Regions from separate parts of the Mus musculus genome. Here region 2 is linked to region 1. The links are chromatin loops, found by intact Hi-C in ENCODE. Cell type or tissue: heart. All regions are shown on one strand. Each heading gives the region's core, and the rest is flanking DNA. Links, peaks and the distances in the headings are about the cores only.

The links. Peaks named below come from ENCODE experiments on the same cell type or tissue, not always from the same donor. Only the 100,000 strongest peaks of a DNase experiment are listed, where the experiment ranks them.
Region 2: it touches region 1 in a loop (2.3-fold over the local background); 1 of 42 quality-filtered maps calls a loop at or near these places.

Annotation. Positions count from the first base shown.
Region 1 is chr6:137,450,203-137,462,586 of GRCm38, forward strand. Ptpro (protein tyrosine phosphatase, receptor type, O) reads left to right here. Exons shown (of 27, transcript NM_011216.3): 25 at 4,383-4,518; 26 at 11,451-11,571; 27 at 11,895-12,384. The coding sequence ends at 11,555. Among named protein-coding and RNA genes, the nearest start is that of Gm52924, 180 kb to the left of the region's middle. In heart, for the core only: a CTCF peak has its summit at 5,621 (motif pointing right); a DNase peak (open chromatin) is centred at 5,669; H3K4me3 peaks cover 531 bases; H3K27ac peaks cover 1,072 bases.
Region 2 is chr6:137,511,533-137,523,916 of GRCm38, forward strand. Eps8 (epidermal growth factor receptor pathway substrate 8) reads right to left here. Exons shown (of 22, transcript NM_007945.3): 8 at 11,298-11,380; 9 at 10,621-10,757; 10 at 7,911-7,984; 11 at 5,539-5,665; 12 at 3,171-3,259; 13 at 2,746-2,820; 14 at 617-765. Among named protein-coding and RNA genes, the nearest start is that of Eps8, 130 kb to the right of the region's middle. In heart, for the core only: no CTCF peak of the experiment used is centred there; no DNase peak of the experiment used is centred there.

The DNA.
Region 1 (12,384 bases), core at 4,114-6,613:
GTGGCGTCCAGCATTCTTTTTTATTCAAGCAAAGGCTGCAGCCCATGGGCTTCAGGTCACCCCAGTCATCCTGTCTAGAAACGCCCTCGCAGGCACGCCAGGGGGCTGTCTCCAAGGCAGATCTGGATCTCTTGACAGTATTAGCCATCATAAAAAACATGTTTTTTTTAACCCCCATCAAACCTTGATCAGATTCAATAATAAATTATTATTTTAAAATATGAACTTAGTTGCTGTTTTGCTGTAAACACCGCTTACTTACCATTTAGTTATTTCATAACTCTACCCTGTAGAACACAGTTTTGTGTTTAATTTGCTCTTTTTGAGACAGAATCTTACTTTGTAATCCCGTCTGGCCTTGAACTCACTCTTTAGCCCAGGCTGGCTATTAACTTGCAGTGATTCTCCTGCCTCAGCTTTCTGAGTTGCAGGGATTGTAGACATGAGCCACTAGGACGAGCTTAAAATATTATTGCCCCAGTTTTAAAAGCAAAAGAACAGGAGAGAAATACAAAGATTTTCAAAGGTTAATTCTACTAGAGAACAGAGAAATTAAGATTCTAATCTAGACGCACGGGTCCCCAACGGTCAGTGTCTTAATCAGGGTTTCTATTCCTGCACAAACATCATGACCAAGAAACAAGATAGGGAGGAAAGGGTTTATTCAGCTTACACTTCCCACATTGCTGTTCATCACCAAAGGAAATCAGGACTGGAACTCAAACAGGTCAGGAAGCAGGAGCTGATGCAGAGGCCATGGAGGGATGTTCCTTACTGGCTTGCCTCCCCTGGCTTGCTCAGCCTGCTCTCTTATAGAACCCAAGACTCCCAGCCCAGAGATGGTCCCACCCACAAGGGGCCTTTCCCCCTTGATCACTAATTGAGAAAATGCCTTACAGTTGGATCTCATGGAGGCGTTTCCTCAACTGAAGTTCCTTTCTCTGTGATAACTTCAGCTGTGTCAAGTTGACACAAACCTAGCCAGTACAATTGACCCCTTGTCAACTTGACACACAAACACATCACTAGTAAGCCTCAACCCTTACATTCCTATTCATCCCCAAGATCTAAATAACTTTAAAAGTCCCACAGTCTTTACATATTCTTAAAATTTCAATCTCTTTAAAATATACATCTCTTTTAAAATCCAGAGTCTTTTTACAATTAAAAATCTCTTAACTCTGGGCTCCACTAAATAGTTTCTTCCTTCAAGAGGGAAAATATCAGGGCACAGTCACAATCAAAAGCAAAAATCAATCTCCAACCGTCTAATGTCTGGGATCCAACTCACTATCTTCTGGGCTCCTCCATCTTGGGTCACTTCTCCAGCCATGCCCTTTGTAGCACACATGTCGTCCTAGGCTCCAGATGCCTGTACTCCACTGCTGCTGCTCTTGGTGGTCATCTCATGGTACTGGCATCTCCAAAACACTGCATGACCCCTTCAGTCCTGGGTCGTCAATTGCAACTGAGGCTGCATCTTCATCAATGGCCTTCCATGGCCTCTCACAGTGCTGAGCCTCAGCTGCTCTGTGTGACCCCTTCCTGCCTTCAAAACCAATACCACCTGGGTGACTCTTACACATTACCAAGTCCAGCCACAGCACAAGGTACAACCTTGGCTATCTCTGGAACACAGCCACTGTGCTTTCAGAAAACACTTCCCAGAAGATGTCACCTCAATGATGCTGGTCTCTTCTTAATCACCGCTAATTTCTTAGCTCCAGCTAACCAGCATCAATAGTCCCAGTAATGCAAAGTTTTTGCTTTAGTAGTTCTGGTATCTTGTTAATCACAGCTGATTCTTCAGCCCCAGCTAACCAGAACCACAGAATCTTCACAATCCAAAATAGCAATGGCCCTGAAGTGAGTCTTTAATTTTCCCTCTGAAATTTCACAAGCCAGGCCTCCATCTTCTGCACTGTTCTCAACATTATCTTCCAAGCTCCTACACAACATCTGACAGAGCTCTTAACACCGAATGGATCTTCTAGCCCAAAGTTCCAAAGTCCTTCCACAGTCCTCCCCAAAACATGGCCAGGTTGTCACAGGATACCCCACTCTGCTGGTACCAATTTGTCTTAGTCAGGGTTTCTATTCCTGCACAAACATCATGACCAAGAAGCAAGATGGGGAGGAAAGGGTTTATTCAGCTTACACTTCCATAGTGCTGTTCATCACCAAGGAAGTCAGGACTGGAACTCAAGCAGGTCAGGAAGCAGGAGCTGATGCAGAGGCCATGGAGGGATGTTCTTTACTGGCTTGCTTCCCCTGGCTTGCTCAGCCTGCTCTCTTATAGAACCCAAGACTCCCAGCCCAGAGATGGTCCCACCCACAAGGGGACCTCCCCCCTTGATCACTAATTGAGAAAATGCCCCATAGCTGGATATCATGGAGGCATTTCCCCAACTGAAGCTCCTTTCTCTGTGATAACTCCAGCTGTGTCAACTTGACACAAAACTAGCCAGTACAGTCAGGTACCATGTGACATCACCACTGAAATCCAGAGTAGATACTGCATGATAAATACAAGGTCAATTCTGCAAAGCTTCTCATGCTCAAAACAGTCCAAACGGACTTAAGAGAAGGCAGAAGGTAAGAAAATATAAAAGTATTTGGTGTATTAGATAAATGTGGTTGCTCTTCAAAAAACTCTTCTGGGAATTCAGAACCTAAAGTCAAACAGGACAAATGGCTTATAACATTTTAAGCCATAATTCATATGAACTCCTTCTGGGAAGTGAGTGTTTCCTCTGAAGTGAGTGTTTCTTTGCCCTCCCACAAATGATCACAAAATGCACCCAGTGACAAGATGTGAGAAAATGGTTATATAGGCTCAAAACTTTTGGATGCGAATCAGAGGTAGACATGGAGGGACGGATGTTAGGGAACACATCCGCAACTATCCCATCCTGAGCAAGTACCTTTCAAATATGGGAGCTAGCACCTTGTCTTGGTGAGCTAAAATGTTGATCCTGTGGTTTTGTGTGTGTGTGTGTGTGTGTGTGTGTGTGTGTGTGTGTGTTCTGGTGAGCAATATAAATATGTGTGCATTATATACGTGCATGTATGTATGTGTGTACACATAATGTGTGTGAATGTACAGGTGTGTTGTGTGCACACGTATGTGTTCACACTGCATGTGTGTACCCTGTGTGTGCGCACACTGAGGACCAGCCATGCTTGTGAGCTGCTAAGTTGCTGTTGAAGGAGCAGAGCGGGTCCTCCTCATCCGCCCACATGAGACTCCTGCGGTTTCAAAGCATGTTGTTGGAAATGAGATTATTCTCAAAACAGCCCTCTGAAAATAAAGCTGCTTGCACCTGTGGGGTCAAGCTCACACAGTCCTTTCTCAGCTGGCAGCAGGGGCCCTGCGGGATGTGACTTTACAAGGGCCCACTTGGTGGCAGACCATTTTATCTGAGAAGCCCCAGGAGAGAAGAGTTATCTAATAGAAAAAGCAAATTGGGTTCTGAACTCAAAGGCTTTTAGTTTGGGATTTTTTTTTTCTTCTTCTTCTTCTTCTTCTAGCAAATTCCACATCTAAATTGGCTCAACTGTCTCTTTATCCAAAATGTCAGTGTAATTTAAAGTTCGAAGCCCTTTGGCTCTGCGGATGATTGGCAGAAGGGCAGAACTGACTTTAACACGGAGAACAGGAAACTTTAGGGAGTTGGCAATACCAGTCCATATCTGTCCACACCCTTAACTCTGGGGCTCAGGCACTGGATAAGAAGAGTTCGCCCTCAAGGTAGTCATTTAAAAGATCGCTGGGAGATTCGTGCACATTCATGGCTGGGTCAGTAGAGACACGTGGTTCTACTAGAGGAGTAGAGCCTCTCCATGGCTGTCTGAGAGGGTGAGGTGACTGTGTGCAAATAAATGTTCAAGGCTCCAGAGTTGGAGTTAGGCAGTGGGGTTGTCAACTAAACCTTGGAGCTGGGTTGAGCTGGGTTCCAGGAATGACGTGTGTGTGTGTGTGTGTGTGTCTGTCTGTCTGTCTGTCTGTCTGTCTGTCTGTCTGTCTGTCTACCCCTGAGACAGAAGGCTGTTAATATGCATCCTTGCCTAAAGGGGAGCGTGAACCATCTCCTCCTTGGGCTGCTCAGTGTACCGTCTTCACTTTCCTCCAAAAACAGAGAGCTCAGGGCAGAAATGGTGCAAAGCCTTACCTCTATAGCGAATGATGTGATGGTAAAAAATGTGGCCTCTAAGCAGCACCAGCCACCTCAGCATCCTCAGGACCCAGCTAAGTGCAAGGCACTGTGGGAGAACAGGTTCCCCCTTTCATTGCTGTCTGTCTGCTTTAGAGATCTCCAGTTGGTTTCCAGCAGTGCAGAAGCCCTGTGAGACTTACGTGTTATCTGAACCTTCTTTTGCAGTGCGGGTGTGGGACGGACAGGAACCTTCATTGCCCTGGACAGGCTCCTGCAACACATTCGAGATCATGAATTTGTGGACATCTTAGGGCTGGTATCAGAGATGCGCTCATACCGAATGTCAATGGTACAGACAGAGGTAGGAACAGCATCGACGTGTGCGCTTAAGTTTGCTCTTGATGGAAAGCATCCTATTACCCAACGTTTGGTTTTAATCGGGCTGTCTCAGTGTCTTTACACCTGTCTTTCCCAGTTTCTTGCTGTGCATATTTGAAACTACCCCATTCCAAATGAATAGGTAGCAAGCTCTCAAAAGGCCGTGGTGTAAATAGTCACACTACTTGCCTGGCTTCATCTGCCTTCTAGGAATATGGAGCACGTGGGCGTGTCTGAAATAGAATCAACCCCTTTTGAGCAGTATGGCGCTCGCTGAAGGTAGCAGTCAGCCTGGGTAAGGAAGACTGTAGGACAGATGTGGTTTGATTTCTACTTGAGATGACAGACTGGTCAGTAAGTTTGTCACTGGGCTTGTTCCTCCATGTGACTCTGTCTTCACTCACTTCTGATAATAACCCTTGGTTGTTGGATTTGTGATCTCTCTCTAGGCTTTCAGGATTGCCAGCCCCCAATCCACCTCCCCTGCCCTATTACTTAAATCACTGGTTCTCAATCTCTAGGTTGCAGCCCATCTGGGGGTTATAGATTAGATGTCAGGCACATCAGATATTTCTATTACATGTCATAACAGCAGCAAAATTACAGTTATGAAGTAGCAATGAACTAATTATTATGATTGGGGGTCACCACAACATGAGGAATGTATTACAGGGTCACAGCATTGGGAAGGTTGAGAACCAATGCCTTAAATGAACAGGCGGTGTATCCCAGAATTCCCCCAGTCTTATTAACCAGTGTCCCCTTTGCCTCCTCGTCTCCCAAGTCCTTCTTTCCCGTGAGGCTTTAGAATGTGCTCAGCCTGGAAGGACAGCTCCAGGCAGCCTTGTGCTGCCCCGCAGCAACAGCCAGAGTACACCGGTGTGACTGCCAAAACCCGAGTACACTGGCTTTTCTATAATCCAGACCACTGGGCTATTAGGTACTCCCTGGCCTCAAGGGCACAATAGAGCTTTTCCTGGAGAAGAATGTGGGGGGCGGAATCTTCTGGACTAGAACAACGCCAGGCCTGACTTCTCTCTGCTTTAACGTGTTGTTCTTCCTCCTGCAGCTTCGTTCAAGAACCACTAGATGTCAGTATAACTCAAATAGCCTGGAGGGTAATGGCAGAGTCTCTCCAACACCGACTTCTTACTCTTTGGTTTCCTACCCCCAGCTCACTCCCATCACCACAGCTGCATCTTAGCAAGGCTTGGCAGAACCATTCAAACATATTCATTGCCAAGCTGCTCCCAGGGCACGGTAGTTTGGAGGTAGTGACTCATTAGCAAACGTCTGAATGACAGTTAGGACGCATACCCAGGCAGGATGTTTTCCCATTAGGAGAAGCTTCTTTTTGCAATAGATGGCAACTCGCATGGAGACACACAACTGGTAAGACTACAGAAAATAAGAGACTACAGAGTGACCTGCCATAAACGGGAGTTATATAGCCACACCCTTTCCCCTAGAGGCTCGGGGAGCATCCCGAAAGAGGGGACAGAAAGATCACAAGAGGCAGGCGCAGCAGATCACACTAAGCCAGCACTGTTTTCTTCCCGCAGCAGAGCACTTGAGATAAGAACTTATAGCAGTAGTGACAGCATGCTCAAACCCTGAGTGAGATCAAGCTGGACAAAATCCCAGCACGGATACAGGGAGGTGGGCATTAGGGTGCTATGGACAACTGTTGACCTTTTGGGAGAAGCAGGTAGTTAGAAAAGGGATGCAAGGCTTAGGGAACTACCCACAATCCTGTAGATATTCCACATCTATGCACATACAGACAACATTAAGTATCCTCAGTGGGTCTGGAAAACAAACAAAAACAAACAAAAACAAAACAGAGCATGTGACGTCGGAAGGGGGAGGTGCTGGTGGGGATAAGGGAGAGATGTCATGGGAGGGAATGAGGGCTGGATTTCAGCCTGAAGTTTTGGTTGTTTACTTCCATAAACACATATTCTGATATGCAATAAAACTATCTCCGTTACATTTATATGTAATAGACGCTTTAAAAAACATATTCTTACATGATAACAGTTCATAACCTGTGGGTCCATTACGCCTTTGGCTGTTGAACTACCCTTTCGCAGGGTTCGCCGAAGACCATCAGAAAACACAATGTTTGCATTACAATTCATAACAGTAGCAAACTTATAGTTATGAAGTAGCAACAAAGATAATTTTACGGTTGGGAGTCATCACAACATGAGGGATTGTATTAAAGGGTCCCAGCGTGAGGAAGGCTGAGAACCTGTTTTGTGGTGTGTGTAAATCCCCACACTTCAAAGCACGTCTTGTTCTAAGCATCTTGTTTGATGAATTATGCAACTTGTCCCCTTAATCGATACCTCTTTACAATTTTGAAGATGTTGACTGTAGGCTGGTGCTACCTTTGATTTTTCACAACCACAGAATCCTTGTCCGTTTCTGAAAACTTTGTGCACAAGGCTCCTCTGGCTCCCCCGCAGCCTCGATGTTTGTCTTCAGAGTGATAATCTCAGAGAGCAGACCAGCCCCTGGGGCTTCCTGCACGGTCAGGGCTCTGCTTTGTCTCTCCCATATTTTTGGCCCCAGTTTTAATCGTCCGGCTTCCTTCTTTACAGCAACATTTCTGGCTGACTTCTCCATGAAAACAGTCTTTTGAAAGGCCACTATTCCCTCCAGGAACTTGCTGGGAAATCCAAGGGTCTCTCAGCTTCCTCCCTTTCCCAACTCCCCAGCTTTACCCTTGAGTTCCCTCGGGAGTCCTGGATGGACACCTTCCCAGTTGTTTATTTATGTCTGCTTTATCGGTTGTATCTAGAACGTCTTGTTCACTTGCTTTATTTTTCCTTGTTTCTGTGTGCTCCCTGGTCCAACCTGAATTTTCCAACACAAGTTCTTTTATCTCATGTTTGTCCTTCAACCCACTCACATTCAAATCCCGCTGCCTGCTAATTTACTTAGTTAATAAGTAAGGACTAAAGAATGAAATGATTTTCTTTTCTACCACTTGTCAATCAAACATGACAATCAAGAGGACAAAATCAGTTTCCAGTGGAGAGCTGGTCTTTATCTACTTAACCCCAGAGCTGAATAGCATCTTTCTCCTCATTTTTGGCTGATAATTCTCCACATACCTACCTCCTGGACTCCATCATACCTTGCTATCCCTTGAAATAGCCAAAGTGACTAATTCAAGTAGCCTTGTCCTCAGGGTTCGCCTCGGGATCGTTGCGATCTGCATGGGCAGCCCATGTGGTGCTGCCCTTCCTCAACCGATCAACCACACTTCAGGGCTTCTCCATCCTTTCGGAGAAAGGATGAAAACAGAGAGCCAGAGCCTGGGAGGAGGCGAGAGCCTCGGCTCTGGGACTTCCCAAGTCATGTCACCTCTTCAGAGCCTCCACTTCTCCTCTCTAAAATGGGATTCACAGGTGCCATGTGTCGCCATAAGGAATGCAGGGCCTAAGCTGACAGGATCCATAAAGATACTTGGAAACCATAGCCTGCCACCTACAGATGGCTCAGACCCCTCCCGCTCCCGAGCTCCGGTGCTCTATTCTTAGCAAACATTTTGCTTGGTTTTCCTTCAATCACCTCTCTGGAGGTCAGCTGAGGGTCTGCTTTGAACAGACTGTCCTCACCGTGGGCAGCGTGGCTTTCTCCAGGTCCCACGGATGTGACTATAGATAGCCTTGTGCTTATTTGTCCTTTCTGTGTGGCCCTGTCACTGCCCTCATTGGGTTGTTTTGGTTTTGTTTGTTTGGCTTGGAGTTTTGGGGTTTTTAATTAGCATATGCCAATTATATGTAATAATTAGATGAATATACAGAATACTGAGCTTCGCCCTGCATCTGTAGACATGTATATAATGTATTTTGAACACATTTACCTACCCCCGTTACTCTCTTTCCCAGTCCCGTTGGACTCCTTCCTTCCCCATCAGTCTTCCTTCAGCTTTCCCTCTTCCTGTGTGCACACAACCCAGTGAGTCTCCCAGTGTGCACACGGCCCAGTGAGTCTCCCTGTGTGCACATGGCCCAGTGAGTCTAGTTGCAGTGCTTTAAAGAGCTCGAATGTGCCATCATTCACAGGAGTGTGGACAACTCACCTGTTGCCAACACCAATGAAGATGTGCCCTGCTTGGTTTTGGTTTTGACACAAAGTTTGGCCACTGGGCATCTGCAGAGCACGAGTCCAGACCAGAGCCCTGTCTATTTCCAGCATTCTCATGAGCCCAGAACTAGTGGTTGATGTATGAGGACCACCATGGCTGGCACAGTGCAGTGAGATGTAATCCTAGCATAAGGGACAGTGTTTTCTCCAGAGCTTACTGAGAACACAGAGCTGAGGTTCCAACCAGCTGCGGCTCGAAGCCTTTGCTTTTATTCTTATTATTATTATGTGAAGCTGTTTGCACAAGGCTGTCTAAAATCCTGTGGACATCTTGGCTGCACTTTATTCAGGGGTAACAGTTAATTGTACCGCCGATAATAAAACAGTTGGGGTAAAGGAGAAAAAACATGAAATTAACCTGTTTCATGGCACAGAGAAAACCAGCTTTAATGTCCGGGGGATTTTATCTCAGCCTTCAGTCGTGCACAGCTGCTCAAGTACATGTTCATGTGCACTTGTGTGCTACACACAAACACACACACATACACACACACACATACATACACACACATACATACACACACACATACCACACACACATACACACACACACACATACACACACACATTTCTGCAACACTGAATTTTCACATAGTACATACCTTAGTTAGGGTTTTACTGCTGTGAACAGACACCATAACCAAGCCAACTCTTATAAAGGACAACATATATTTGGGGCTGGCTTACAGATTCAGAGGTTCAGTCCATTATCACCAAGGCAGGAACATGGCAGTGTCCAGGCAGGCCTGGTGCAGGCAGAGCTCAGAGTTCTACAACTTCATCTGAAGGCTGCTAGTGGAAGACTGACTTCCAGGAAGCTAGGATAAGGGTCTTAAAGCCCACACCCACAGTGACACACCTATTCCAACCAGGCCACACCTACTCCAACAAGGCCACACCTACTCCAACAAGGCCACACCTCCCAATCGTGACACTCTCTGGGCCAAGCATATGCAAACCATCATAGCAAATTAATATGCAAAATATTCAAATGATACTCTACAAACTACCCAAAACTTTCACATTTCATCTCAGAGACTGCTTCTTTATAGTTTTCTCACGTGTGACCCATTAAACATTTCCCACATTCCCTGCTGCCTGTGTCTGTTTCTATGCCTTATCTATTGGAGCCCTGACTTTGATTTTCGCTACTTTATACTTTATCTGTGTCCACACCGTTTGTTAATTTTATGTCCCCAACAATAAGTAATAATCGCTACCTTACTATCCCCCAAATTATCACCGGATCTTCTTCTCCCCTCCTTCTTTATCTGTGCTCAGTTCATAAATGAAACCCCCCATTTCAGCTTACATTTTTTCCCACCCCTCAGCCTTTATTTATCCTCTGAGACATGGCCTCATGGTGCAGCCCAGGAACTCTGGTTCCTCTGCCTCAGCCTCCTCCCCCACTGCCATGCCACCAAGCTACTTGGCCACTATTTGCATATGTTTTAAAATTCCCTGTATTTGCTTCAAAAACCACTTAACAACCATAAGCTGTTACTAATTAGGAACAGAAGACGCTTTCTGTCTCCCTCGGTGGTTTGTAGGGTGGTTATTTATTTATCTATTTGTAGGTGCTCCTGGTTTATGAAGCCTGTCAGCAAAACCAACTCCTTGGCTCTGTGGAGCAACTCTGAAAGCATCTCCCTTCCCTTGTACTTCTTCCACCTTTTTTACTTCTTCCGCCTTTTACCATTTTTTATTTAGAGGAACTTGAAATTTGACTTGTATTTTTTCTATTGCTTATAATTTTAGGATCTCTTTTTTCTTTTATCACCAGGAAGGAATTAGCCCATCTTTTCCTTCCCATTTTTTTTTTTTGTTATTTCATTTATATTTTGGGAGTTTGTGTCAACGTCTGACAAGGTGGGAAGTTTTTAGCTTTCCAAATTCGCCAAGTTGCATATCTGCTGCCTTCAGGACTGTGAAAGTGATGATCGATACTGCACAGCAACGTCTCCTTAGAAAGCTGGGGACTGAATTGCTCAGAGTGTAGTTCCTTAAGGTTATTATCATCATCAGAAAGGAGAGTGGCAACCACGTGAGGGGACACTGTTCACTGTGGTGACTACTTACCATCTATCTCTCAAGGAGTATCAGATCACCGTGACATTTTACACCTTACATCCACACATTATTCATTGTATCTCGATAGAGCAAGAGAAAGAATATTAAAGATATTTTGCTGTATGGGCCATCGGAGGGTGAAGGACTTGCTGCACAGGCATAATGACCTCAGTTTGGGACCCTAGCACTCACACTAAAAGCCAGGTATCAGAGCACTGGACTATATTCCTAGTGCCAGAAGGAGGAGGGGACAAAAGGAGCCTTGGAGCTGGCTGGCTAGCTGGTCTCGCCAAACCTGCCAGTACCATCCTCAGTGAGGGAGCTTGTGCTGCAAAAATATGGGGGAGAGAATGATAAAAGAAGCTATTTGATTTTACCCTTTGGCCTCTGCACACATATCCACATCATGCACACATATGGGCATGTACACAGACATATGCACACATGCCCAGACACGGATAAGGAATATTGTTATGAGAGTTCTAAGGAATGATGTTCTAAGAGTTATCACTAATAACAAATACCTTTGAAGTGCAAGCTCCTAGGTTTTAGTATTGTACGACTGTCTCTCTGAAGACGTGAAGGTGGTTTCCTTCTGCATCAGATGCTGATCGACACTCCGTCGAGTTGGTTCTTCCTCTTCACGCGTGCTCCGCTCTGAGGCCTATCTGTGCTCTGTCCTAGGAGCAGTACATTTTTATCCATCAGTGTGTGCAGCTGATGTGGCTGAGGAAGAAGCAACAGTTCTGCATCAGCGACGTCATCTACGAGAACGTCAGCAAATCCTAGTTCGGAATCTGGAGCGGTGAGTAGAGAGGATCTTAGCATAAGGGGACTTGTGTAGACTCTCACTTCATGTCCCCTTTCCTGCCCAAGTCTGAGGCACACAGAGGTGGCTGTATTCAAGTATGTGAGCCAGCTGGAAGGATGCGGCATGAGGAAAGATAAGAGACAAATGTATAAGTGAAGAGAAAGTATTCAGGGTCATAGAACGGACGAGTCCCCAAAAGAGACAGATAAACTCAAGCCCCCAGGAGTTGGAGTTGTGGGGCTCAGTATAGTCGGAACCAGAGGTGGGAGGAGATGGTTAACACACCAGGATGCTAACTGTGTTTCTCTCATGCACAGGTGAGGACATGATACCTGCGCATCCTCCCTTGCTTCCAGAGTTTTTATAGGGGCTTTTAGTCACTTTGCTAAATCGAGTCCCTGCTGTGCAGTATATGGACAAGGAGGAGATTTACCTCCTAGAACCAAGAAGACCTTAAGGAGCCTACAGTATCATTTGGAGTCTTTTCACTTCTAGATGTTTGATGGACCAAATTCAGTAGAATTCCAGAAAGGTCACCAATGCTCCTTGAGGGGCAGGAAGCGCAATACTTCCTGATGGCTCAGTTGGCTCTTTGCTGCTCGGGTTGGGTTGATTTTTTTTTTAAGTGCAATAATTTCTGTATAATTGTGATTTTTTACATTCACAATTCAGAATGTTGAATTGTTATCTGCCCACACCATCGATCAGTGCCACAGCCTTGGAAATAACCAACATCATTACGGAGTTTTATCTCATCCCTGGAAAGGCATGGCTACACAGGAAGACGTGGTGATGAATCTCCTTCAA
Region 2 (12,384 bases), core at 4,649-7,148, 62 kb after region 1:
TAAGATATTGTGTGACTTTAGGTCAATGAGTTGACCACTTTGAGCCTTATTTCTTCATCTGTGAAACAGAACTATAAACCTATCTCTATAAAATGCATGGGAGACCACGGAGCATACACTACGTGTGTGTGTGTGTGTGTGTCCCTCTCTCCACCTTCTTCCTTCACGTCACCATGCCAATAGGCCAGGGTCTGCTTATGTCCCATTCCTTCCTTCTGCACACAATATATTTCTTCTACTTGGCAACATGCTTTTAATTTTTATTTTTAAAATTATATGTATTTAGTCAACACGTGTGTGTGGTGATGGGGGGTATACATGCCATGGTATGCATCTGGAGATCATAGCATCACTATATTGAGTCAGTTCTTTCCTTCTACCATGTGGGTCTCAGGGATTGCAACTCAGGTGGTCAGGCTTGGCAGCAAGCACCTTTACCTGCTGAGCCATCTTGCTAGCCCAACTTGACAATAAGCTTTCCGGCGATATCAGCTTCTCCATTCCCTACCACATAGCTCTTTATGCAGAATCTTACATAAATGCCTTACTGTTTAGTGCACAGACAGGAGTGCTCAGAGCATCCCAGGTACTAAATGCTGAGCTCTACAGTGCTCACCTCACTTTCACCCAACTATCTCCCAGTGACATCCACAGCTTCCGTTCCTCCGCAGTGGCTGTGTAGTTTAAGAAATCAACTGTGTCTTTTGTCAACAGTGGGCTGAGTACCGAACTGGCCAGTTCGGGGCCACCTGTTGCCTGGACCACCTGGGTGGAGAACAAATGATTTTAGCAAGACAATGGTTATTTGTATACTCTTGAAATTTGTACACAAAAATCAATTCCAAAACAAAGTGCTGTTTGCATATGTTCAAATTAAAATTTGATGTATAACATTATAGAATGAAAATAGTTTCTCAAACTGAGTTATCCAGAATGAGGGTACATTAATAAATAAAGTTAATCGTTTAAGGACATCATAGCATCTACATACTGGCTATACGTATCAATTATTTCCCAGTAAAATACTAATGGCAGTGTGGCGACCCTTATTTGCTGACTTAACCGTTTGTTATTTTAAAAATACCAATTACAAATGGCAAACTACTCTGCCAACATTGAAAACTGTGGGTCTAAAATGAACTGTATTGAAGGTGAGGGAAAGAAGCCTTCAGTCAGCAGTGTTGGCTATGCCTGTGAGGATTTATAAACCGGAAAAGGACCTGAGGGGAGGCAGGGAGAGAGATGAGGGGAGGGAGAGAAGAGGGGAGGGAAAAGAGAAGAGAGGGAAAGAAGGGGAGGGGGGCAGAGGAGAAGGAACAGTGATAAGTGGTGCCTCCACTCCCCAGAATTCAATTCTAGTATATTTCCTTGATTTGATATGGACAATTTAACGGTCAACGGGAAACAGGTGCACACTTTGATAAGCAAAACAATGGCAAGCGTGTGTTAGAAGGACGCTCCACATTCGCCTCTCAGGAGCCTTGTCCTGGCTGAGGAAGGCTCCTTATCTAGTAGCAGAAAGGCTAGATAGATAGTTTGTTAGAATCTGGCCTCCTCAGAGAAGTGTTGTAGAAAGAAGGAGGGTTTGTTTTGTTCTGTTGAATGGCTCTAGACTGAGACATCTCCCAGGTCAGGGGCTCTGAGGAGGCCATGCTGTTTTCTGCCTCTGTAAACACAGGATTTTCTAGTTCCCCTCAAGACCCTTCCTCCAGCACCCAGAATCCAACTCAGGCGCTACATCTTTTGGGAATCCTACATGCCAGCATGATTCTAAAACAGGGCTTGCCTGGTACCTGCTGTTCTCAATCTGCACACAGTACTGACACACTACATGACACCATGACGCTTATTTTTCAATTTTCCTTGATGGCCCCTACTTTAAATTTCAGGAGACACATTTGGGGGATCTAAGAAGAAAACTGAGAAGCAGAGGTGGGGTGCAAACGCTTTGTGCCTGCCGACTCGTCTGCAAACAGAGCAGCATGCTCTATTGCTTCTGCTTTGTTTTGCACTTTTGGATTTTTTCAGACCAGTTCTCTCCTTGCAGTCTACATCCATCTTTTACTTTCCATGGAGCCTGCTCCGTCCTCAAATTTACAGCAATCCTCCTGCCTCAGCTTCCTGTGCTGGAAGTACCAGTGTGAGCCAACATGATAGGCTCCATTCTTTTTTGGCTCGCTGCTTTAGACTTCGGAAACAAGGTCTTACCACGTACCTCAGGCTAGCCTGGAACTCACTCCTCTACCGCAGCCTTGAGAGTGTCTGGACTGCAGGCACAGGCATCACCATGCCCAGCTTTGGTACTGAACCTTTAACTTGCTGCCTTATAAGCATTGGCAGGAAACATTCAGAGATGACTACAGAGTGACGGAGTAGAACACTGTGCCCTTTAGGTTGGAAGAGCGGATATTACAGGCCACGACTTCCTATGAAGAAACTCAGCAGGCATGCACACACGCCAGTGCACCATGGCCATGTGGCACGACGAACTTGGAGAGGAGAGGCTTGCAAGCGAAACACCCAACACTGCTAGTTCTGGATGAGATGCTATTCTAATGGGCACATGTGTGTGCCATGTCCCCAGCCGTAAGTGAGGTGTGCGTCAAACTTCACATTCAGAGTTTACAAGCATGCTAAGAAAAACAGGGCCCATGTAAGGTAATTAAGGAAAGAGACCTAAGTAATTCAGACCCTTGGATGGGAGATACTGAGAACGATTGCTTTGTTTCATTCATAAATGCTCACCATATTTAGTGGAGTAAACAAAAAATGAACCAGATCTGAAGCACTCGGGTTCTGGATATGGGACTTCAACTTGGCCTGTGACAGAAAGAAAACAAGTATGTCACCACAACACAGTCACCCCAAGGGTGGATACTCAAAGAGCAGTCCATTGCAGGCATGGAAGGAGACGTCTTTCCTAACACTTCTCCTTAGAGAGAGGCTCCATCAGCATGGAGCGAATGCGGGGAAGAGACAGCCAAGAAATACAACTCTTTGTCATGCACGCCTTTCAATCTGAGGTTATCATGAAAGGCCAATCAAAACACACGCCCACAAATCCACAGGGACAACTCTATCTCTTAATTTAATTTTTTAGGAACACTTGGCTAAACTTTGATTTTTTTTCCATCTGTTTCTTCTAGTATCTATCAATAAAGTGCACCTACCAGAAGGTTGAATCCATGTTTAAACTTCTGGAAACAGTCAACAAATTCATCAGGAGGTGGCGGTTTTGCCCTCAGTGTTAAAACGCCCTCTAATGAAATAAAAAAGAGCAGGGGCGGATAAGAAGAGATTCACAAGGAAGTTTATTGATTGGGAAAACAAAAACAAAAAACCAACTACATTTGCGTCCACAGCTGGAAAATTACTCCAGATGTAGACCTTCATTCTAACACATCCCTTATTCCAATAAATCAAGAAGATCCTAAGTTTGAATGGATTCCTCTACTCTTAGACACTCCCAGTGACTCATTCAATTCTATAAATATGACTGGAAGCCTTCCTATGTTCCAGGAATTCTTGTGGTCATTATAAAGGCTATAAAATTGAGTAAGTGACAAGCCCTGCTTTTAATGCCCCTGAAAAATAACAGAGGAAATGAATCAGAAGTATAACAGGTGTAGCATTTAAGCGCTACGACAGGAGAGTATGCTGTTTGGGAAATGGGGAACATGAAAAGCAGAAAGTTTTTTCAGTAAACGTTTTTTTTGTTTTTTTTTTGTTGTTGTTGTTTTTTTGTTGTTGTTGTTGTTTTGTTTTGTGAGGCAGGGTTTCTCTGCTCTCCTGGAAAATGCTCTGTAGATCTGTAGACCATGTTGCTCTCAAACCCACAGAGATCAGCCTGCCTCTGCCTTGCATGCTGGAATTAAAAAGAAGGGATTTGAAAAGCTCTGCCCACCTTTCCTCCAGTTTGCAGAAATAACATGATAAGATTAGAATGACACCTGGAATAACACAGAAATTGAGTATATGCAAAACAAGCAACATAAACCCAGAGAAATGTGAGATTCAAGAGGACACTTGGTTTAGATTGTAGGTGACCTTGAATGTCAAAGTAAGAAGTGACATTGCAATCAACAGTCCACAGAACTACTTGCACTTCAGGGCAGAAGTATGAGGACACCAACTTAGAACTCTCCCAAGGGTGTCCTCTTGGCTGTGGCAATAACCACCTTAAGCCCATGACCTGAGAGGTAGAGCCAGAAGGAGTTCAAGGCCATCCCTGGCTTTATAGCAACTTTGAGACCAGCTGTGTGAGACTCTCTCTCAAAGGTTTGATTGATTGATAGTTGATTGACTTGTTCTCCTTACAGTACAGAAGACTAGGGGGTTGAAGGCTGCTTTCAAGCTGGGTCAAAAATGATGACCGTTTCAACTAGATGCCAATTATGAGAATGGAAAAAATGTGTACAGATGACATCGGGAAAATAAGTCAAAGTAGCTGTAAGCTCAAGGAAGAAGGCAGAGGTTTGGTTCTGAGCTTGGATAGCCTGGAGGAGAGCATAGTCCATTAAGCAAACAGAAAAGGGGACTTGAAACACCACAGAACGCTTCATTCAGGATGAGTGGAGGAGAGGACCATCTAAGCATCTACAGCCAGGACAACACTGAAGACCACACACTCTTACTATACAGACAGGGGCTACAGGAAGATTTGAAGTCAGCTCTAATGAACGAGACATGAACAAACCATTCTCTTATATATTCAATTTGTGTCTTCTGCCAGAGGAAATATAAACACTATCCTTACGTTTATACTTTTATACATTCAAAGCCATTTGTTTTCATTTAGTATTATTATTTTTTTGTGACAAGGTCTGATATCCCAGGTTATCTTCCATAACTAAGAATAATCCTCCTGCATCAGCTTGCTGAGTGCTGGGATTCCTGGCCCAGCTTCTAAGACATTTTTAACACTGCAGTTCAGCACTATGCTTCAAAATTGCTTCTAGGCAGCTCTGAATGTGAATGAACAATTTGGGGATTTGCAATATGATTCAAATCCATTGGTAATTTAAAATACTCGGATGAAAGAAGTCAATTTTTAATGTTAAAAAAGGTTCCATATTTACAATGAAAGAATCCTACAGAAAAAGATCAGGGTTACGAGCAGAAACTAACATTTAAGTACTTGTGAAAACTGCAGACAGTTGGCTACAATCTCAGAGTCACATGACTTAAAGGTACAGCCAGCTTGAAACAAACTTCCAATAGTGCCCAAAACTACAGGGCCTTGGTTTGTTCAGGGCAACGTAGCTGGTTACCAGGACCCAAGCTCATCTAGCCCTGTAGTTCTCACAGCCCAAGAGTAAGGAACCTTACTCACCTGCAGTCTGACTGCTCAAGAGCAAGGAAGCCCCCAACCCACGCTCACTGTGGGTCTGATAACCCTGGAGTAAGGAACCCACTTGCCTGGGGTCTGACAGCCTTAGGGTAAGGAAACCCATTTATCCTCAAGTCTAACAGCCTTAGAATGAGGAAGCCCTCTGTCTGCTTGTGCCCGCCCACCCGCCTGCCCGCTCGCTCGCTCACCTCCAGGTCCTTTCCTTTTACTTTTCTTACTTTTCTTCCTTTTAGAAAGCTCAGAAAACGCTTCGGCGGCTTTTTGGAGTTTGGTGATAAAAAATTCAATGTCATCCAAAATATGGTTTAAGATTTGCTGGAATTAAAAATAACAGAGCAAGATGTGAAACAAAGGCATAAGTAATTTGGTTCTAGCTGTTAGCTGGAAAGTAAAGGAGAGAGGCTTTAGATGAGAAGAGAAAAATGACCACTTTCATGGAAACTTCATATAGATATAGATAGATACAGTCTCATCTCTATTCCTTAAGCTTAATTTTGCTGCATTTTCAATGTTATCAGGGAAGCATTCGCAATATATAATCAGTTATTAATTACTTTAAATTGCTCTAATTTTCTCACAGTGTTCCCCACATAAAGCTGGGGTTGGGATTCAGAGATACATTTTGTTAGAAGTGCACCGCATAATTTTGTTTTGCAGTTATCTGTCCTGTAAAGGCTCTGCCAAAAGTTCCTGCGTCCTCCCTGTAGAGTGACAAAGTTCCTGTGTCCTCCCTGTAGAGTGCCATAAGAACCTAAAGACCCCCCAGCCCATGTCCACCCAAAGGCATGGAGATGACCACACCACAGAGCGGAAGGAGCAGGCAAAGATGTGCTGGAGACTTCGATTAGCTCTTATACTCCACTTTCAGCTTTCTCTAGTCTAAAATGAAGGGTTCTTCACATTATAAGACTATTAAGGAGGACTTGATAAACGTTTTGCGATAGTATAGTGTGATATAAAACTTAAGTTCTAGGGCTGGAAGAGGAGAGATGGCTCAGTGGTGAGGAGCATAGTTTACATTTATAGACCTCTAAAACGCAGTTCCCAGCATCCATGCTAAGTAGCTCAACCACTTCCAACTGCAGCTTCAAGCAATCTGATGCTGGATTCCGACCTTGGCGGGCATCTGCACAGACACACAGACATACACAGACAGACAGACAGACAGACAGACACAGACACACACAGACACACACAAGACACAGACAGATAGACATAGACAGACAGACACACACATACAGACACACTCACACACACACACACACACACACACACACACACGATTAAGAATGAAAATGTTCGGCTGGAGAGATGTCTCAGTGGTTAAGAGCACTGACTGTTCTTCCAGAGGTCCTGAGTTCAAATCCCAGCAACCACATGGTGGCTCACAACCATCTGTAATAGGATGCCCTTTCTTAGTGTGTCTGAAGACAACTACAGTGTATTCAATATAAATTAAATGATTGTTTTTAAAAGGGGACTATGCACATTCCTGATTTCAGTATGCCTTTATTTAAAAAGAAAGAAAGAAAATCTTTTAAAAATTAATTCTGAATGTCAGCCTCCTTTCAGTAATTACTTTCAAAAGAACCTGGGAATGTTTATAGTTTAAAAGGTAAATAAATCACATATTTGAAATACAGTGGACATAGCCATTAACTGTCAATTAACCCTGCAAGTTAATTACTCTAAGGAAATGACATTAAGTACAGCACTCCTCTGTATAAAACATTAATATGTACATATTTATACTTTAAATTATCACGTAACTTTTCCTTTTGACATGTTCTAAAGGATGTTTTTATTTTCACGAGGGTATGGTGTATGTGTGTGTATGTGTGTCCACATTTGCATGTGACTAGGCACATGTGTGAACGGGTACATGCGGCTTCCCTTGCATGTTGGTGTGTGTGCACATGTGATTACCTGTGTAGACCCAGTTCTGATGTCCCAGATCATCCTCTGCCCCTCTCCCAACTTCAACAATAAGGGAAAGATCCTTAATGAAACCTAGACCCTGCACCTAGAATGGGTGCCCTTCTACCTAGTGATGGGCTGCCGACACCCATCCACTCTAGGGATAGGAACTCCAGTCTTTGGGCTTTTGATGCAAGCCCTGCAGTCACTGAGCCATCTCCCCAGTCCTAAAATATCTTAATAAACCAAATGAACAAACATTAAAAAAGACACCTCAACTATGAATCATAAAACATGAAAAACAGCAAAAGCAGAGACCATTGGCCTTTTAGGTCCATTTCCCCTGTAAACTGGCCAAGTTGCCAGTGTTCTATAGGAGATCACATCTAGCTAAACACTAGGAAGGAGGGATAAGTGTTTAAGGGGCAATTAAAAGGAAATACTGAACACTGAGGAGAGAAAAGAAAACTTTTGCAGCCATTTTTGCCAATCCCTTTCATCTCAATGCCTGTTTCCCTTCCTCCTCCTCCTCCTCCTCCTCCTCCTCCTCCTCCTCCTCCTCCTCCTCCTCCTCCTCCTCCTCCTCCTCCTCCTCCCAAAGCAGAAGGGCCAGTGAGCTAAACCTGATTCAGGCGGTACTCACCACATCCCTGTCGATCCGGGCTGCCATCATCTCGGGCGTCTCTTCTTGCTCGTGGTACTGCCGGGGCTTCTCGACTGAAAGGAAAGGAGAGAATTGTCAGACTTTCCATGTTTGTTAAGACATTATCAATACAGAAATGAAAATGAGAAGACAATGAGAAAGGAATTCCAGTTGCTGAGCAGGGAGCTCTCTGGAATAAACAAGCCAAAACGATACTGATGACCCCTGAGGTACATCCTTGCCACAGTTACCAGGAGCACTGGGCACAGCTGGTGGACTGGCCTGCCAGGCTATGCCTCTGGCTGTCCAGCAAGCTTTAGGAATCTCTTGTCTTCCCTCTCCCTGAGCTGGGATTACAGACACGGACTATTCATTCTTCCTGGTTGTTTTACCTGGGCACGGGGAATGCGATTCAGCTCTGCATGCTGGTGTGGCAAGCACTATGCCAACTGAGCCATCTCCACAGCCTGGGCTGCTAGTCACCCCCCACCCCCACATTCCAACCCTGTGACCACAATAAAAGCTTTGCAGTCCTAAGAGGGCAGTGATTTCTCAATGGCCGTTGTAAGTCAGCATAAAACCCGCAGCCTTTGGCTCCCTGATCTTAAATCATATGCCTTGAGATAAATACTGAATGCATGTCTCAGAGGCATTCAAAATGTCAAGAAAGCTCGATTGTGAATGTTAATCATGAGACCTCCATCGCAGATTCCTTCCTGAGGTGAGTCAGTCAGCACTATGGTAACGTGGGCAGCTGGTGCGATGTATTTCAGAGTACATTAAATGCAAAGGCATATGGCTGGGGCAGGAGCAATAGATCACAAGGAGTGGAGGGAGAACTCATGAGACATCATCATGACTCACGAGGTTTAGTGCAGAGAACTGACAAAACACACTGCAAGCTCGGAATCCCAATTCCTCCTTTATGCCAACATTGTCCAGACGTGGAACACGGGCGAAAAGAAAAAGGAATCGCTAAGCCACCTGAAACTCCAGTTTTAGCTATAACTATTCAAGCTCACAAGTCTGCACGGAGCCAAGCTTGACAGTTGGCTGCTATTTTACACGTGGCTGCTGCTTGCTTGGTACAGTGGACCATGGAAGGCAGGGAAGGAAACTAGGACCCGCCATTAGGAACTCCAAAGGGCATCAAGTGTAGGGCCTCTTGCCTACAATCACAGCACTCTGGAAGCTGAGGCAGGGGTGACCAGACTAGCCTGGGCTACATAGTGATCCCCACAACATCCAGGGCTACACAGAAGACTATGCCTCTCAGGAGGAAGACTATGCCTCACAGGAGGAAGGCTATGCCTCACAGGAGGAAGACTATGCCTCACAGGAGGAAGACTATGCCTCACAGGAGGAAGGCTATGCCTCACAGGAGGAATAGGTGTCTCTGAGAGACCCCACAACATCTTCTGGGGCATACTGAGCAGAAGATATTTATTTCCAAACCATTTTGGGATCCTGGCTACTACCACCACCATTTTGCTACACTCACTTTTGGAAGTCGGGGTTACTCCACCTCAGAGTTCTAAGGGGCTGCAGTCAGAGCTGACGAAACCCTCAGAGGGAGCAGAGAGAGCCTCCTTTAGGACATTCCCAACTAAGACCCTCTGGCACTCACACAGAACTTTGTGTGCCATGTCTTGAGTTCTGTTTGAACAATTAGTAAGCTAGAAGTCTGTCTCCTTGTAATTGTAACAGATGGCAATGCCAGGAGTATTTTACACAAAATCTAGTAAGAGCTCAGAAATACCTGAGTGTAAATTCTTTTATTGTAAAATGATATTAGATTTCACATACGTTCCTACAAATCTATTCAGGATATCTCTAACTCAATCCATCTTCTCTTCACATCAAGTCAGTTTTGACACCTCTCTAACACACACACACACACACACACACACACAACAACAACAATAACAACAACTATCCAGATCCCCCTCCACCAAAACGATACCAACAAAACTAACCTCGGGTTCACAATAAGCACAGATATAGCATAGTCTTTCAAAAAATCATGTTATTTAACCTTTGGATTTACAAAGAAAATTGGTGGAAACGCATGTGATGCCTAAAGCAGAGGTCATCAGCGTTCATTGACTGTGACAGTGACAGCATCACCGGCTTTAGCATTCACAGAAACCTGGGGGTCATTATGTGCACTTTACAGCTGAGACCAAAGCACAAAGGGATGACCTTCCACGGTCATATGGACAGACAGAGCCAGGTCTTATTTCAGGTCTCAATTTTTAGCTCACAAGATTAAAAGTCCCTATCATTAAAGACACTGCACACTTCAGCATAAGGCATCATAGAGAAACCCTGCTGGAAGATTCGTCCCTACCCGCAGAATGTATAGTTTCAGAAGGTGCCATTCAGGCTGCTGGAGGAGAGATGTTGAAAACAATCTTGCCAGCAGTGACTCTATAAGTGACAGTGACCAACGTGGCATCTGGTGCAAAAGTCACCTAGACATTACACGAATAACCAGCCAGAAATGAGTGTAGTCCTCATAGAGTATTAAATGGTTGGCATGAATTCTCGTGGATGATAACCTTAACAGCAGCCAAGACTTAACTCTGTAACATCTAAGATTTGGTTCTTTAAAGTGAACTTTAATCTACAAATTACCATGAGGACTTGAAAGGAGGACTGACACCATAGCTCTCGTGGATGCTCAGAAGGGCTAGGGCTGGGTACTTACAGTCGCCCTGGTCAGCTGCCCAGGCAGACCAGGCTGCTACGCGACTCCTAACGTCCACCTGTGTGACAGTCCCTGGTGGCACAGGGGCAGGAGCTCTGGGAGGAGGAGGGATGCCAGGATCTGCTTTGGCAATCATCCTGAAAATTAAAAACAAATTATCCAACTGGGCTGTTACCATCTCCACGTCTGCTAACAACGGTGCAACCCACTGGTGCCATTTGCCCTTCAACCTCAGAAGTAACTGTCAGGGAAATCAGAATTCCTGACCAGCTGTGCTGTGTCTGCTGGTAAGTTCCTGAGACACAGAAAAATTAAAATCCCTGGGAAGCAACATTGATTTTTTTTCTCTAGGTCACATGATATTTGAAAAGCTTGTGGGCCTATGGGGAGACCTTGGGTCATCTCTTAAAACACTCCACTTTTTCTTATAACTCTCTGGGACATCTGCAGATGTCTGAGAAGCTGTGTGGGAGACAGAGTTGACACATGGAGAAACAAGAAGGGGCAGACATGGACTGGCAAGGCAACCAGAGCTTAAGTTGTGGTTAAAGGTTGCAATTTAGAAAACGGAATAATTCACCTCCATTGAAAATAACTTCCCTACACCTCCAGGAGGAAAAAAAAAAAGGAGGCATACTATCCAATCCCATGGCGCTAATGCCATTTGATGCTCTTACCTCAGGGCCTCCGGCCGCCTCTTCTGTTTCCCACCTTTACTGTCACTGATTGCACTTTCGATATCTTCACTAATTAGGTTTGCCTGAAAGGAGAGATGAGTTATCCAGAAGGCCATAGGCTTGTCTGAGCTTTGATATAAAGGTTAAGACAGAAAGAAAATATAATTTATATTCACTGTTTGCATCAGTAAGTATCTTGGTGTGATATAAATAGAAAGACTTTTTAGCATCTACCGTAAAAATATGACTCTAGTTTTCAATGGTGTATTTTATAATGATGGAACTCACATGCTGATTTCTTTTTCTTTTCTCTTTTGTTGAGACAGGGTTTCTCTGTGTAGCTCTGGCTATCCTGGAACTCACTCCGTAGACCAGGCTGGCCTCAAACTCAGAAATCTGCCTGCCTCTGCCTCCCAAGTGCTGGGGTTAAGTGTGTGCCACCACTGCCCGGTACAAATGTTGATTTTTAAGGTTAATCTACGTCCAGATTCCACTTAAACATTCCTCCCCAAGAGCCCAGCAGAGAAAGGCAACTGCAGAGAGGACACAGGTGAGTGTCTCGGCTGTCACAGAGGAAGGATATAAGAGATGATGTGCAGGGCTGGGGGACCCTTCCCCCTTTCCCTTTCCACAGGGGGAACCTATTAACTCACCAAGCAATCACCCGGCCCTACAGAGGCACCAGACCTTAAGGCACACCTTCTGCTAGGTTAGTGTCTGCAGTATCCCTGAATGGATGCATGGTGAAGGCCGGGTTCCAGCCTTCAAAAGGGAGGTCGTGGAAGGAAGACATTGCGCTTTGCTCTTACATGACACTAGGATTGCCAGATACTTCCTGCCTGTCTCTTATCACTTCCTGCTTCCCAAGAAGCAAACAGCAATTCTACCACACTCTTCCTACTACCATGGACTTTCCCACTGCAGGCCCAAAGGCAATGTCCCAAATAACCATGGAACTGAAGCCTCCGAAGCCACTAGGAAAACAGACCTTCTCTCTTTGCAAGTTGCTCAGCTCGATGGTTTGCCACCGGGATGGAAAACTCACTCAGCAGTACATTCACAGGCTGAGTCTCAATTCTATATTGTA